Linked DNA regions of Homo sapiens: region 2 is linked to region 1. Evidence: chromatin loops called from intact Hi-C (ENCODE). Cell type or tissue: heart right ventricle. All regions are shown on one strand. Each heading gives the region's core, and the rest is flanking DNA. Links, peaks and the distances in the headings are about the cores only.

The links. Peaks named below come from ENCODE experiments on the same cell type or tissue, not always from the same donor. Only the 100,000 strongest peaks of a DNase experiment are listed, where the experiment ranks them.
Region 2: it touches region 1 in a loop (8-fold over the local background); 37 of 110 quality-filtered maps call a loop at or near these places.

Annotation. Positions count from the first base shown.
Region 1 is chr1:246,643,232-246,651,561 of GRCh38, forward strand. CNST (consortin, connexin sorting protein) reads left to right here. Exons shown (of 11, transcript NM_152609.3): 9 at 3,908-4,806. Among named protein-coding and RNA genes, the nearest start is that of SCCPDH, 77 kb to the right of the region's middle. RefSeq lists an enhancer at 3,831-5,030. In heart right ventricle, for the core only: a CTCF peak has its summit at 4,037; a DNase peak (open chromatin) is centred at 4,050; H3K4me3 peaks cover 4,269 bases; H3K27ac peaks cover 4,704 bases.
Region 2 is chr1:246,692,230-246,700,559 of GRCh38, forward strand. It overlaps LOC102724382 (a long non-coding RNA gene), which reads left to right. Exons shown (of 3, transcript XR_949364.3): 3 at 1-300. Among named protein-coding and RNA genes, the nearest start is that of SCCPDH, 28 kb to the right of the region's middle. RefSeq lists an enhancer at 6,822-7,251. In heart right ventricle, for the core only: CTCF peaks have their summits at 4,400 (motif pointing left) and 7,117 (motif pointing left); DNase peaks (open chromatin) are centred at 4,432 and 7,112; H3K4me3 peaks cover 685 bases; H3K27ac peaks cover 2,533 bases.

The DNA.
Region 1 (8,330 bases), core at 281-8,280:
ATCTTACTTTATCTCCTTTTCACTTCTGAAACAAGCTAGGGATATTGCCTGGGGTCAGTCCTACTAGACTCTGTTCTTCCGTCTTTTCCAGTCATTTTTATATTAGAAATCACAGTAAAATGAGCTTCATAACAATCTTAAAGGAGGAAAAATATCACAAAGCTGCCCAGTTTGGGTGTGAACGTGTCTCTGTGTTGAGCACCTTGGGAAAAGTGCTATTACAGGCTGTGCATTTGAGTTTGAGACTTACTTAGCATGGTTGCTGCGCAGCACCTCCTCCTGCTTGGCCTCTGCTTTGAGTCATGTGGTACAGATGGGGAAACTGAGGTACCAAGTTTCAGTCACTTGCTTGGTGCTTTGATTCGCAGCTAGAACCTGGGTCTTCCCATTTCTAATTGAACGCAGCCTGCTTCTGCTAAGTACATTGTATGGATTATCAAAGGCTTCAACAATCCAGATGTCCCAGGAATAACCCTATGAGGGAGTATGGACTAAATTCTGGGGAAAGAAATGTTGCTCCAGTTTCACCAAACAGTGTTTTAAAGAGAAATGTCAATAATGTGGGTGACTCTCCGAATGTAGTTTGGAACTCTTGCCTTTTCCAAAATTATGGTGGAGTTTTTTTCCCCATTATTTTCTGTAGTATTTCTAAATAATGGGATGAAGCAACCATTTTCAGGCTATTTTGTAAATAATACATTGTACCCACAGATAGTCTTTATTACTTATCACTTAAGTGGTATCTCAGTTCATTAGATACCATACTGTAAGTGGTTGTATTTCGTGGCATAGCTGCTGTCCATCACCCCATCTCCTACTCATAGAATGGCACCTCAGACTGTTCTGTACCTTTTCAGTCACTTATAAGCTATTAAATAGTCTCATTTTGCCGGGCGCGATGGCTCATGCCTGTAATCCCAGCACTTTGGGAGGCCGAGGCGGGCGGTTCACGAGGTCAGGAGATCGAGACCACAGTGAAACCCCGTCTCTACTAAAAATACAAAAAAATTAGCCGGGCGTGGTGGCGGGCGCCTGTAGTCCCAGCTGCTGGAGAGGCTGAGGCAGGAGAATGGCGTGAACCCGGGAGGCGGAGCTTGCAGTGAGCTGAGATGGCGCCACTGCGCTCCGCCTGGGCGACAGAGCGAGACTCTGTCTCCAAAAAAAAAAAAAAAAAAAAAAATTGTCTCATTTTGATTATTTAGAGCTTAGCCCTATTCAATCCTGAACTTGATTTTCACATTTAAATCTCACTGTACTCAAAGCTCTTCTCCGCCCTCCAGTTGCCAGGGCTGGGAACACTGTCTGCTCCTGGTTGGAGTTAGCTGGACTGGTGATTATGACTGAACCCAGGTTGTGCGGTGGCTCCAGCAGGAGCAGCTACGGAGGAGGTTACTCCCAAGCTGCTCCCCTAGATAACTGCAGCCTTTAGGTAACTGACCCTCAGGTGGAAGCAACACACCCCAGTCCTCTGATGTGGGGGTTCTCTCTGCCCTGTGCTTTCACAGTGCCTGTGGGACTGTGGTCCCCAATCTTATTTAGTCTCTGAGTCCTGTGGACATGTTTTGAGGGACATCTTCTGAACCTTTGGGTACCTGGAATTCATGGAGGAGTGGCTTGGCCCCCTTTCCTTTGGATGTGGCCCTCATTGCTCTAACCTTGCCCCATTTTAACAGAGGGAGGGGCAGACAGCAAGCCCAGTGTCAAAGCAGGCAACCAAAGGGAAGTGAAAGGTGCCTTTGTTTTCTTGCAGCCTTACAAACTTTGAGTGATTCTTTGGGGTGGGGAGAGAGAAGGAAGGCTGTATTCTCCCAAAGGTGACCCCTTCTTCCTTCTCCTGATCTGCATCTGATATTTGAGTCAGGGTGTCAGGGGAGGTGCTATGAACTCTACTGAATAGCTACCTCTCAGCAGCCCGAAGTTGAGTGGCAGCCTCAGCACCAGATGCTCTGAAATCTGCAGGCAATGTTTCAGGAATGCCTTTTGCTTGATATGGTATGGGCCTCAATTGTCAGTTGGTGATTAGTATTAAAGTATCAATATGTTTTTGGAGTCCAGGGTGAAAAAGAAAGAAAAAAAAAGTATCAGTAAATAAACAAATGGAATAAAATTATCATCATATTTTCTCTTTTATTTTCACCTTTGGCTCATTATTTATTTAAGTTAAACAACATATTAGTATAAAAAGGTTAAAACTTTTTTTTTTTTTTTTTTTTTGAGATGGAGTCTCGCTCTGTCGCCCAGGCTGGAGTGCAGTGGCGCAATCTCGGCTCACAGCAAGCTCCGCCTCCCGGGTTCACGCCATTCTCCTGCCTCAGCCTCCCGAGTAGCTGGGACTACAGGCGCCCGCCACCGCGCCCGGCTAATTTTTTGTGTTTTTAGTAGAGACGGGGTTTCACCGTGTTAGACAGGATGGTCTCGATCTCCTGACCTCGTGATCCATCCGCCTCGGCCTCCCAAAGTGCTGGGATGACAGGCTTGAGCCACCGCGCCCGGCCAAAAAGGTTAAAGCTTCTAAAATAGTTATGAATGCTAAGTGTACCAATAAAGCGAGGATAAGCAAGCTTCTCTGTTACCTACCCATCCATGCACTTCTCATTCATTATTCACACGGAGGTTTTTAACTGTTTCATTTTAAAGTGAAGGAAAAATAAGTTGGTTTTACTCAAAGTAGAAATTGAAAGAGATGTCAGAATTCAAACCCATTTCTACTTGTTGCAAAAACTTATCCTTTTTATTGCTACCCTTTGCTACCTCCCTTTAAGAAGTTGCTCGGCGTGGTGGCTCACGCCTGTAATCCCAGCACTTTGGGAGGCCGAGGCGGGCAGATCACGAGGTCAGGAGATCTAAACCATCCTGGCTAACACGGTGAAACCCCATCTCTACTAAAAAATACCAAAAATTAGCTGGGCAAGGTGGCGGGCGCCTGTAGTCCCAGCTACTCGGGAGGCTGAGGCAGGAGAATGGTGTGAACCCGGGAGGCGGAGCTTGCAGTGAGCCGAGATCGCGCCACTGTGCTCCAGCCTGGGTGACAGAGCGAAACTCCGTCTCAAAAAAAAAAAAAAAGTTGCAAGTAATTTGCAAACACATTTATTAGTGGTATTATGGTCAAATTATAAATTTGAAGAGAACCGAGTTTGTTCCTTTAATCTTAGTAAACCAGACCAGTACTACTTTTCTTACATTTAAAATGATGAATGTGTTACTGAGGTTCATCATGTAAAAATATTTACTTAATACACCATGTCTTTTTTTGTTTGTTTGTTTTTGAGATGGAGTTTTGCTCTTGTTGCCCAGGCTGGAGTGCAATGGCGTGATCTCAGGTAACCGCAGCCTCCGCCTCCCGGGTTCAAGCAATTCTCTTGCCTCAGCCTCCCGAGTAGCTGGGATTACAGGCATGTGCCACCACGCCCAGCTAATTTTGTGTTTTTAATAGAGACGGGGTTTCTCCATGTTGGTCAGGCTGGTTTCGAATTCCCGACCTCAGGTGATCCGCCCACCTCGGCCTCCCAAAGTGCTGGGACTACAGGCGTGAGCCACTGTGCCTGGCCCCATACACCATGCCTTAAATGTGCTGAAAATAATTTTTGTAACTTCATTTTAATGTAAAAGTTTAATAAAGTTCAGAATATCTTTTAAACCTTTGAAAATGACTTTGTTGATTTTAATGAGGACTAAGTGATTTATTCATATTCACATGCTTTTGAATAATCCCTGTTATGTATAAGGATTCTTTACTAAATATTTTGGGTATTTCCTCTACCTAAAGACACTATTATGCAACAGACAGAATTTCCATTTGAAAGGGTTAGAATATTGCTGTATTACACATATTCATATGTCCCTTCTTTTCCTTCCTATACAAAGTGTTGTTTTGAATTTTTAACAATTTATTTTTCTTCATCTTTAGAGAGTAAAACTTGTCTCGGCACAGAGTCAAGTAAAGAAAGCCAACATACAGTGGAGCCCCTGGGGAGCAGTCCCTGCTGTCATCAGATGGACGTGCAAACAGATTCCCCAAGCCTTTCGGTAACTGCAGGAAAGGACCACATGGAGGAGCTGCTCTGCAGCGCTGAAGCCACGTTAGCGCTCCACACCCAGTCCTCCGAGACAGCAGGGAGCCCGTCTGGGCCAGACTCTTCTGAGGATGCTTGTGAGGATGACAGTCGCTTGCAGCTGGCTCAAACAGAGGCCTGCCAGGATGTGGCCAGAATAGAGGGCATTGCTGAAGACCCTAAGGTGTTTCTTTCCAGCAAGTCAAAGACAGAGCCGTTGATTTCACCAGGCTGTGACCGTATACCTCCTGCATTGATTTCTGAGGGTAAATATTCACAGGCTCAGAGGAAAGAACTCCGTTTGCCACTTCGGGATGCTTCTGAGGCGTTGCCCACAGACCAACTTGAGAACAATGAATTAAATGAGCTGCAGCAGCCTGATCTTACAGACAGTGATGGAAAATCACCACAGGCGCAGGCTGACTCAGACGGTTCTGAGAATGTGCTCTGTGGAAATAATCAAATATCTGACTTAGGCATACTGCTTCCAGAGGTGTGTATGGCCCCAGAGGAAAAGGGAGATAAAGACGACCAACTCAACAAAGAAACAGAAGACTATTTGAACAGCCTTTTAGAAGGATGTTTAAAAGATACTGAAGATTCCCTTTCCTATGAAGATAACCAAGACGACGACTCCGATCTCCTTCAAGATCTCTCTCCTGAAGAAGCATCCTATAGTCTCCAGGAGAATCTGCCTTCTGATGAGAGCTGTCTTTCTCTTGATGATCTTGCCAAAAGGATAGAGATTGCAGAGGTAAATCAGAGATGAAGTACAATTAAAAGTAAAATGGCATTTAAAAAACATATATATGTATTAAATATTGCCTTGTTTTTGTAAGTTTTCCCTTGTCTCAAACATGAGGGAAAATTCTAGTTAACGTAAGCTTTTAATTATTAGTAGTTTTTACATTTGTATGTATTGAATAAAATGACTTTTAATCATTGCAATGTTCATACTACAAGATGTTCTATTGCATGCCTCCAGCTAGAGTGAGCGTTATTGTATATATCCATTTTTTATAGTCCTGACTGTTATGTGGCAGTTCCAGATATTGGAATCAAAACCAGAATAGTCACATTCTAATAAGGAAGTCTCATTTTTCTTCTCATACATCTAGCAGATAAAATATGATATGTACTTACTGTTTCTTCCTCTTGTTAATATATTTTTTAAGTCTTTTAAAATAGTCTAAAGAATAGAGGGAACATTTTAAAATATAAGAGGTACTAGATTAATTTTTAACCTTATATTAAGTTGAAAAAAGAGATTAAGGAAAAATTACCATTTTTCATTGTTTGATAATACAAAAAAAAAGTTTGGAAAAAGAAAAGATAAAAGCCATATCCAAACTACAGCACACTCACGAAGGCGGCCTGGTGTGGTAGAGCAGAATTCGATTGCCTTAGTTCCAGTACAATCCCACCAGGTAGTTAACAGCTTCTTGGAGTTACCTTTTACCTCTGTAAGCCTGTTTTCTTCTCTGAAAATTAGGATACTAGCTGCCTTTCCTTTTCTTCACCATTTTTCCCCCCAAGTTCACTTTTAAGTCCCATTTGTACTCATTGTGTTCTAAATCAGCATTATCATTGAAAAAATAAGGGGGAAAATGAAAAAGTAACAAAGCCAAAGTAGACAGTAAAATATATGTGAAAACAGAAGACTGAAAAGCTGTCTAAGGTAATTATAGCTGCTATATTACTAGCTCCCTTTATTGCCATTTATAGTCAATTCTCTATAAACAATGACTTTTCTTTTTAATTTTTTTCTTGCCAAAATTAGATAGAATAGTAAAGCACTTGGCTTACTATTCATTCTCTTATTTTAACCAGACAGCTTGGTTGCCATTTGCAGTTAATTCTCTACAGACTGTTGTTTTGTTTTTTTTTTTTTTTCGTAGTTTTTGCTTAACAAAATTATTTAATATTGCTTAATGGGCACAGAATTTCCATTTGGGGCAATGAAAAATGTTGGAAATAGATGGTGGTGATGGTACACGTTTTGATTGCAATGAATGCCACTGAATTGTATACTTACAAAGAGTTAAAATGGCAGTTTCATGTGATATATATTTTTCCACAATGTTAAAAATAGTTTTTTAAAAAATTAGAGCTAATGGTATAGCACTTAATCCGGTATTCATTCTCTTGTACATTTTAACTAAATCTCTGGTACAGGAAGTTAACAACACAAAGCTTATACCCATATTCAAATCTTAGCTGTAATACCAAAAAGTTACCATTGTCTGACTGTCCTTTCTCATGCCAACAATCAAGTTGACCATAAAGGGAGAACCCATGTGGTCTAATTTTACCTTTTTAGGTATAAACTGTGAAGAAGAAGCAGAGAGCTCCTGTTGTCTTGCCCACCTTATAAAACGTTTTCCTCTATTTCAACATTTGACTAGTTACACACTGATAATCATATGGTGTGCCTTTTTAGAACTATCTTTCCCCAGTAACTCATATTTGGGAGGATAATAGGAACTTTTGGAATTTCAATTTTTGCTTCTGCCTGAAAGCTGTTCGGCTGGATAAATTTCTATCATCTAGTTTGCCAGATGTCCCCTCCAGAGCAATTCTTTGAGTTTTGGTAACCTTTATCTTCAACCTCCTCCCTACTCAGCTGTGTTGAAGATGCACAAGGGTCTTGTCGTGGATGTATCAAAGGTCTGTAGCATTTCTCCTGTATATTTCAGTCATCTATTGACATGTATTTCCAAAGCCTACAATTGATCAACATCCCTTTCCCAAATTATTTTTCCCCACATCACTAAATTTAAAATTGTTCTCAACTGAGTCATCCTATTTCTAAGAAATTAAAGAGTTGTTTATATTGGGGAAAAAATATTTTAAGGTGGCAGATTGTTAAATTAATGTTGCGTATTACAATTAAATGGAATATTCCCTCCTCAGACTCAAAACACAATGTCACTTCTGCTGGGTAACAGCTAACAGTGGAAATTACATGTGTTTAAAGTTGTCTTTTCTATTAAGTTAATACATAATGGTCTCCTTTCCTAAGATTATATTGATCTATTAAGTTAAGCTATTTTAAGAACCCCAAAAGCTACATATACATGACTTACAAAACTAATTTACTTTCCTATGACAATGCCAAGCAGATTGTTAAACATTTGCTTTCTGAATACTTACTACCCTCGCTATTCTGAAAAGCATGGTTTAACAAAGTCTGCCTAACTCTGTCAGGAAAGGAGTTTTTAAAGTTTCAATGCTAAAAATCACTAATACTTAATATTTTCTAATACCTTAACAATGAGGTTTTGGACCAAGTAAAATATCCAGGCAATTGTGGGTTTGCTTATAAGTGCAAACTTAGGATTTTTATTTTAAAAATTTCTTTTAGATTTGAACATATAAAATTTTAATTCAAACTTTTTTTTTTTTTTTTTTTGATACAGAGTCTCACTCTGTCGCCCAGGCTGGAGTGCAGCGGCACGATCTCAGCTCACTGCAACCTCCATCTCCTGGGTTCAAGCAATACTCGTGCCTCAGTCTGTCGAGTAGCTGGGACTACAGGCATGCACCACCATGCCCTGCTACTTTTTATATTTTTAGTAGAGATGGGGTTTCACCATGTTGGCCAGGCTGGTCTTCAACTCCTGGCCTCAAGTAATCCACCTACCTCGGCCTACCAAAGTGCTGGGATTACAGGCTTGAGCTACCATGCTTGGCCTTCAAACACTTTTTCTGTTTGTGCTTTCAGTAAAATTTTATTAAGAGTCTTCCCTGTGTTTGGTGCTGAGGATACAATGAGAAATCAGATGATGTTGTTGGCCTTTTGGGGGATCTCTGCTGTCACACTTGGCTGATTTTACTGGAATTGTTTTTGAAATTTTTTTTTATGCTTCCTTCCGTTTGTGATTAGAGGATATAGAACATGATCTCTTAATAACCAAGTAATTATGAACAACATTTTTCTTGCACTTAGGAACCCCGAGGCAATGAGTCTGCCCCCTCCACCCCTCCACGCTGCTGTGCTATCGCAGGTGGTCCTTCTCTGTTCGCTTTCCCAGATCTCCCTATCATTTCTCCCCGCCCAGGTTCTCTTACTTCCCTCTTTCTACCATTGTGTTTGTGGTAGAGCATGCTGGTTTGTTCTTTCTTTGCCAGCTTTCCCCTTTCCTCTTGTCTGTCTGCTTTCATTTTCTTGCCACTTTTGCATTGCCCAGCCTTGGCTCCAGTGGAATTTGGTTTTGATCATCATTGCCAGCCCAGTGCAAGCACTTGTTTTGTTGTGTTGCTTTGAACAGTTGGATT
Region 2 (8,330 bases), core at 181-8,180, 49 kb after region 1:
TCGCGAATGCCAAGTTGAGGTCCTAGCCTGGCTAGGAACTCTTGCATTCCCCTTGCCTCGCTGTAGCCTCCCCTGGGAACAGACCTTCCAGGAGGGTCGCACCGAGTGATGAGACTGTTGCATGAGGCTCTGCAGTGCTTGGACACAGAACTGCACTGCGGCCTTCCAGATGCTCAGCTGGAAAACCCCTGAGAACCTGAGGCTTTTCTACAGCACATTAGAGCTTATGACTGGAGAGTGTCTACCGCCTGAGGGCAGGGATGAGATTTTACCTATCCTATTCACCTGCTTAGGTGCCCACTTCATCCTAGACTCCCTTCTTTTCCCTCCCTCCCTTCCTCCCTCCCTCCCTCCCTCCCTTCCTCCCTCCCTCCCTTCCTTCCTCCTTCCCTCCCTCCCTCCCTTCCTTCCTCCCTCCCTCCCTCCCTCCCTCCCTTCCTCCCTCCCTCCCTCCCTTACTCCCTCCCTCCCTCCCTCCCTCCCTTACTCCCTCCCTCCCTCCCTCCCTTCCTCCCTCCTTCCCTCCCTCCCTCCCTCCCTTCCTTCCTTCTCTTTCTTGCTTGCTTGTTTGCTTGCTTGCTTGCTTCAGGGTCTCACTCTGTCACTCAGGATGGAGTACAATGGTGCAAACACAGCTCACTGCAACCTCGGCCTCCTGGGCTCAGGTGATCCTCCTACCTCAGCCTCCCAAGTAGCTGGGATTACAGGTGTGTGCCACCAACACTTGGCTAATTTTTTCTATATTTTGTAGAGATGAGGTCTCACTATGTTGCCCAGCTGGTTTCAGACTCCTGGGCTCAAACAATCCTTCCTCCTTGGCCTTCCAAAGTGTTAGATTACAGGTGTGAGCCACCTTGCCCAGCCTTTGATACACTTCTTGATTGAAGGAAGAGAGCCAACTTTTATTGAGTACCTATTATGTGCCTGGTGCTTGCATGCATGTCATTACTTTGGAGGCAGTATTGCAGAGTGCTCACAGGCAAGAACTCCAGTATCAGAAAGACCTGGACTTAAATCTCAGTTCTCCCACTTACAGTACTAGCTGTGGAAACTTCACTTGTTACTTAACTTTCCTGAGCCTCAGTTTTCTCATCTGTAAAGTGGGAATAATAATAAATCACCTCGTCAGGTTGTTATGAAGATTAAATGAGATCATGTGTATAAAGCACACAGTAAACATTCAATAAAGTTAGCTATTATTATTCCAGTTATTAGCAGCCACAAGATATAGGACATTGTTATACAGGAAGTTTAAATCTTGAAAAGGAAAAGTTCTAGAATGTATAAGCCTGAATATAGCATCTCCTCAAATACTGTTTGGATCAGTGAAAATGCTATTGCCCATGGTGACTCACACCTGTAATCCCAGCACTTTGGGAGGCCGAGGTGAAAGGATCACTTGAGGCCAGGAATTGGAGACAAGTCTGGGCAATATAGCAAGACCCTGCCCCTACCAAAAATTAAAAAATTAGCCAGGTGCCATGGTGCACACCCGTAGTCCTAGCTACTTGGGAGGTTGAGGTGGAAGTATCACTTGAGCCTGGGAGGTCAAGGCTTCAGTGAGCTGTGATCATACCACTGCACTCCAGCGTGAGTGACAGAGCAAGACCCTGTCTCTAAGAGAAAACTAGAAAGTGCCATAGTCTGAGTTGTTGTGGGAAGTCCGGGACTCCGAACGGAGGGACCGGCTGGAGCCGCAGCAGAGGAACATGAATTGTGAAGATTTCATGGACATTTATCAGTTCCCAAATAATACTTTTATAATTTCTTATGCCTGCCTTTACTTTAATCTCTTAATCCTATTATCTTTGTAAGCTGAGGATGTACATCACCACAGGACCACTGTGATAACTGTGTTAACTGTACAAATTGATTGTAAAACATGTGTTTGAACAAATATGAAATCAGTGCACCTTGAAAAAGAACAGAATAACAGTGATTTTTAGGGAACAAGGGAAGACAATCATAAGGTCTGACTGCCTGCAGTGTCGGGCAAAAAAGAGCCATATTTTTCTTCTTGCAAGTAGGAGAGATATCACTAAATTCTTTTCCTAGCAAAGAATGTTAACATTAATACCCTGGGAAAGGAACGCATTCCTGGGGGGAGGTCTATAAACGGCTGCTCTGGGAATGTCTGCCTTATGCGGTTGAGGAAAGGACTGAGATATATACCCTGGTCTCCTGCAGTACCCTCAGGCTTATTAGGGTGGGGAAAAACTCCGCCCTGGTAAATTTGTGGTCGGACTGGTTCTCTGCTCTCGAACCCTGTTTTCTGTTGTTTAAGATGTTTATCAAGACAATACATGCATCGCTGAATATAGACCCTTAACAGTAGTTCTGCTTTTGCCCTTTGCCTTGGGATCTTTGTTGGACCCTTATCAGTAGTTCTGCTTTGCCTTTTGTCCTGTTCCCTCAGAAGCATGTGATCTTTGTTCTGCTTTTTGCCCTTTGAAGCATGTGATCTTTGTACCTACTCTCTGTTCTTACACCCCTTCCCCTTTTGAAACCCTTAATAAAAAACTTGCTGGTTTGAGGCTCAGGTGGGCATCACGGTGATATGTGATATCACCCCCAGCGGCCCAGCTATAAAATTCCTCTCTTTGTACTCTTTCTCTTTATTTCTCAGCAGTCTGACACTTATAGAAAATAGAAAGAACCTACATTGATATATTGTGGGTGGGTTCCCCCGATATCAGTGAACTGCCCTTGGTGCTCGGCTGGAGACTGTATATTCCGTGCTTACCATGTGCTGGGCATGGTGCTTGGCTGGAGACTGTATATTCCATGCTTACTGTGTGCTGGGCATGGTGCTCGGCAACATGGTCCATGACCTTATGAAGTTTAAAATCTTGTTGCGGAGACAAGGCCAACAAACATAACATTAATCAGCAAATCAAGGCAGGACGCATTGCTGAACTCTACTTCTGGTAGCAAGTGCTACATGAGTTAAGAGGGAAAAGTAATAACTCAGCACCCGTTATGCTCTAGCTCCTGGATTGGAAACACCACCTTATTTAAGTTTTCATTAATTCTATAAGGTAGACTGGGTGTAGTCATGTAAGGCATGAAGAAACTCTGACTCAGCGAGGTTCAGTGACTTCCCAAGGACACACAATTACTAAGTGGCTGAGTCGGAACTTGAGCACAGCCTCCTGGCTCTGAAACCCTGCCAGAATACATTCTCCCAAATCAAAGCAAGTATCATCAATTTTGTTTTATTTTCTTTCTTTTTGTTGTTGTTGTTTTGTTTTGTTTTGTTTTTTTGAGACAGGGTCTTTCTCTGTTGCCCAGACTGGAGTGCAGTGGTGCAATCATAGCTTACTGCAGCTGTGAACTCCTGGGCTTAAGCGATCCTCCCACCTCAGCCTCCCGAGTACTTGGGACCACAGGTGTGCACCACCACGCCCGGCTAATTTTTCAAAATTTTTTCATAGAGATGGGGTCTCACTGTATTGCCCAAGCTGGTCTCAGACTCCTGGCCTTGAGGGATTCTCCTGCCTCAGTGTCTCAAAGTGCTGGGATGACAGACATAAGCCACCATGCCCAGCCCATCAATCTCATTTTCTACAAGAGGAAGCAGGAGGTCAGCGAGGTAAGGGACTTGTCAGAGGCACGGAAATAGTAGCGGGCTGAGCTGGGGTTTGGGTGCAGGCCTGTCCATCTCATGATCTCATGATCGAGGATGCCTCTTACAGCCTGTCATGGGTACCCTTCCTTCTACCAGGCGAGGGACCTGGCAGTGCTGCATTGAGTCTCTGGAGCTCATTTGACAGATAAAGAAACTGAGGCCTCCAGAGAGGCTTTTTCTAGTCTAGCCTCCTCACTGTCAGTCACACCCATTTGCCTTGGCTTGGCTGCCCCACACCTGCCAGGCTCCCTCTGCACCCGCGCCCCCTATATTCAAGCTCACCTACAAAACCCACCTGTTCCTCAAGACCTGGGCTGTCGCAGCCTCTCCAGCTCCACTTGGGGACCTGGGAGCTCCTGAAAACGTGTTTTCTTGGTTTTGTTTTTGTCTTATTTTGTTTTGCTTTGAGATAGAGTCTCGCTCTGTCGCCCAGGCTGGAGTGCAGTGGCGCGATCTCGGCTCACTGCAGCCTCCACCTCCCGGGTTGAAGCGATTCTCCTGCCTCAGCCTCCTCAGTAGGTCTCAGTAGCTGGGATTACAGGCGTGCGTCACCCGCCCGGGAGCGTGTTTTTAAGTGTTCAGGTACTATAGCAATGAACATGGATCATTGTCCATTTCTTGGCTCCTGGTAGCACTCAGTCAATGTTTGCTGAAGTGATGGGAAAATCAATGAATAAGCCACAGCACCGGCAGCCAGGACAGGATCCTGCTGAGGACTCAGACCAGGGGCGCCGCCTCTTGCTCGCAGCGCAGGGGAACGAGCCTCACCTTTGACCTTGTCTCAGCAGCGCCACCTCGTGGTTTCCAAAAGGAACAGCATCATGCTGGGCGCAGGGGCCCTGCCCTGCGGTGACTGAAAGGCGTGTGTGTGTGTGTGTGTGTGTGTGTGTGTGTGTGTGTGTGTAGGCGTGTGTGTGTGTGTGTGTGTGTGTGTGTGTGTGTCTGTGTGTGTGTGGTGAGGAGGGCCCTGCGCCTTGCCTGTCAGCTTTATGGAGGTGCCCCAGCTCGCTGGAGGAAAAGAATGCTGACCAGTGGCCCGAAAGGATTTTCCCGAATCCACTGGGAATGGGAAGGATCCTGTCAAAAATCCAAAGGGAAATGATACAACCAGGAAGCCTTGGTGCCCTTACAGGAACAGACAAGCCCCTTTCCCACGCTGTCATGTGGCATGAGGACACTCTCACAACCACAGTCACACACCCGGGAGCCCTGCCTGGCTTCAGCTGCCCGACATCCCTCGGGAGTCAGAGCAGAGGCGCACACGGAGGGCTCCGGCCTCCAGAGCGTGGCCCAGCGGCCGCAGGGGAAGGGGCAGAAATAAGCCACCTTCTCTCCAGAACGCTGAGCAGCTCAGGAAGCCGCTCGGGAAAGCACCTCTCTGATCCAGCCCCGAAGGCAGTGCCTTCTTTCTGCCCCTGCTGGGTCAAGGTTTTCTCAGCCACACCCTAATCCAATCGGTATTCGCAATCCAACTATCACATGTTTGTTAGGGGTTTTTTGTTGTTGGTTTAAATCTTTCTTTTTTTTTTTTTTTTAAGAGATGAGGTCGGCCGGGCGCCATGGCTCATGCCTGTAATCCCAGCACTTTGGGAGGCTGAGGTGGACGGATCACAAGGTCAGGAGTTGGAGACCAGCCTGGCCAGTATGGTGAAACCCCATTTCTACTAAAAATACAAAAATTAGCCGGGCGTGGTGGTGCACACCTGTAGTCCCAACTACTCGGGAGGCTAAGGCAGGAGAATCGCTTGAACCCAGGAGGCAGAGGTTGCAGTGAACCGAGATCACGCCACTGCACTCCAACCTGGGTGACAGAGAGACTCCATCTGAAAAAAAAAAAAAAAAGAGAGAGAGAGATGAGGTCTCGCTCTGTCCCCCAGGCTGCAGTGCGCTGGTACAATCACTGCAGCCTCGAGCTCCTGGCCTATGTGATCCTCCCGCCTCAGCCTCCTGAGTACCTGGGACCACAGGCACTGCCACCATGCCTGGCTCTCTTATCCTTATTTAATTCCTGTAAACAAATAGATATCAGCAGTCTAATTTGGATGGCTTTGGTCTCAAGAGAGCTAGTAAATGTGTTTGATAGTGCTTACCCAGATATTCCCACTGAACATCAGTTTCCCTGCCTTGATTCTAGCGTGCATTCCTGGGGAGACAGAGGACGTTGCAGTAAACCGGTCTGGTAGAATTGTGTGAGCCAAGGAGGATGGCAGTCCCACTCGTCACTGTGCCTACCTACATGATGCTCCTGCTGGGTGTTCAGAACTCATTCTTACCCAAAGGGCTAGATGATGGTGCAAACATTTCTTTCTTTCTTCCTTTTTTTGAGACGGACTCTTGCTCTGTCACCCAGGCATGATCTTGGCTCACTGCATCCTCTGCCTCCTGGGTTCAGGCAATTCTCCTGCCTCAGCCTCCTGAGTAGCTGGAATTACAAGCGTGTGCCACCATGCCCGGCTAAATTTTGTATTTTTTGTAGAGACGGGGTTTCACCACGTTGGCCAGGCTGGTCTCAAACTTCTTGCCTCGAGTGATCCTCCTGCCTCGGCCTCCCAATGTGCTGGGATTACAGGCGTGAGCCACCGCGCCGGCTGCAAATATTTCTTTACTGATTCCTTAGGTAACCCTTCACCTGTGCTTAGACCACCAAGGGTGGGCACCAGGAAACCCCATCTTCCTTTCCCACTCATTCAGTCTCCACTCTCCCAGCTTCCCTCCCACAGCCTTCTGTGTTTCATTTGCCTTGGACCCACAGATACCTCAGGGAGGAGCACCACGAAGGCAAACCAACCTCTTTCATATCAACATCCATTGCCACCTGTTAGTAAGTGTCAAATGGTGTTCTGCATGCTAGAAGATCTCCCTCCCACGGGGTGCCTGTGAGCCTCCTGCTATAGGAGACAGAATTCTGTATGGCCCATCCAGGGAGGAGCAACCGAAGGAAAAACAGCAACTGTGGTTCTCTGTGCCTATATTGGATTATGTCCCATAGATGCCCCTTACATCTTCTAATGAGGGAGTGGCTAGTGGGGCTCCTATTTGCTAGATGTTTCTGCTGCTGGGCTAAAAACCGCTTAGGTGGCCGGGCGGGGTGGCTCACGCCTCTAATCCCTGCACTTTGGGAGCCGAAGTGGGAGGATTACTTGAGTTTAGGAGTTTGAGACCAGCCTGGGCAACATAGTGAGACCCCCATCTCTACAAAATGAATAAGTAGAGTTTAAATTAAAAAGAGAAAAAGAAACATGCTTAATCTACTTCTGAGAATGATCTCAGGAAGAGAGTGAAACAGATGGGCTCGGTCTCCTGAGGGAGACAAACAGGGCTTCAAGCAGGGCTTAGGCTGGGGACGCTGTGTGGAGCAGAGTCACTGGCTATTTATAGCCCAAACAGTAAGAAGAGTCGTTATGAAAATGCCCAGAGGTGCTTTGATCCGGGAAGTACACAAGCCAATCAAAATACGCCGCCTTCGGGCAAGAGGAGCCGGAGAGCGCCATCTAGTGACCCCACAAGTTCCCTTCCTGAAGGAAGTATTCAGTCCGGAGAAACCAAGACCCACCTCACAGCGAGGACCAGAGAGACACCTTGGTAAGAGGCCCTGGAAACGAAACACAAAGCGAGGAAGGACAGTGCACGGGCCTCAGACGCGAAAAACAGGGGTCGGAGTGCCCATCCTACAGGTTGTTTGATAATTAAATGAGATATTTCCTTTTTATATGAAATGTTTTATGTTCATAAAGATGACAACTAAATAATCTTCATTAACTTAGGAATCCAGCCCTTACTATGTGACACAGTGTGTGCCAATGTATTTATCATTTTGTTTTATGAGTTGTATCTTTTTTTTTTTTTTTTTTGAGACAGGGTCTCACTTTGTCACCGAGGCTGGAGTGCAGTGACACAATCTCGGCTCACTGCAACCTCTACTTCCCAGGCTCAAGTGATTCTCCTGCCTCAGCCTCCTGAGTAGCTGGGACTACAGGCGTGCGCCACCACGCCCAGTTGATTTTTTGTATTTGTTTTGTTTTGTTTTGTTTTGTTTTAGTAGATATGGGGTTTTGCCGTGTTGGCCAGGCTTGTCTCGAACTCCTGAGCTCAGGTGATCTGCCTGCCTCGGCCTCCAAAGTGCTGGGATTACAGGCGTGAACCACGGCGTCTGGCCAACTTGTATCATTTTTGTTATTATAGAATATTTATTTGAAATGTTCTAGTTTGCAGTAATTTGTGGGAGTTTTGTTCTTACTAGGACTTAGGAAAGATATTGCATAAACCACTGCTATTGGGTTCACAGAAAATATAGGAAAAAAAGAATAACAACTATTTTGGGGTTTTTTTGGTTGGGGGTGGTTTGAGACAGGGTCTTGTCGTCGCCCAGGCTGGGGTGCCGTGGCGCCATCACGGCACTCAAACTCCTGGGCTCACTGCAACCTCAAACTCCTGGGCTCAATCAATCTTCCCACCTTAGCCTCCTGAGTAGCTGGGACCGCAGGTGCCTGCCACCACGTCTGGCTAATTTATTTATTTTTGTAGAGATGGGGTTTCACCATGTTGCTCAGGCTGGTCTCAAACTCCTGGGCTCAAGTAATTCTCCCACCTTGGCCTCTCAAAGTGCTGGAATTACTGGCATAAGCCACTGCACCTGGCTCAATAAGAACTATTATGGAAATGACATTTACATTTGTATATGTGCCAGATGTATATGAAATAG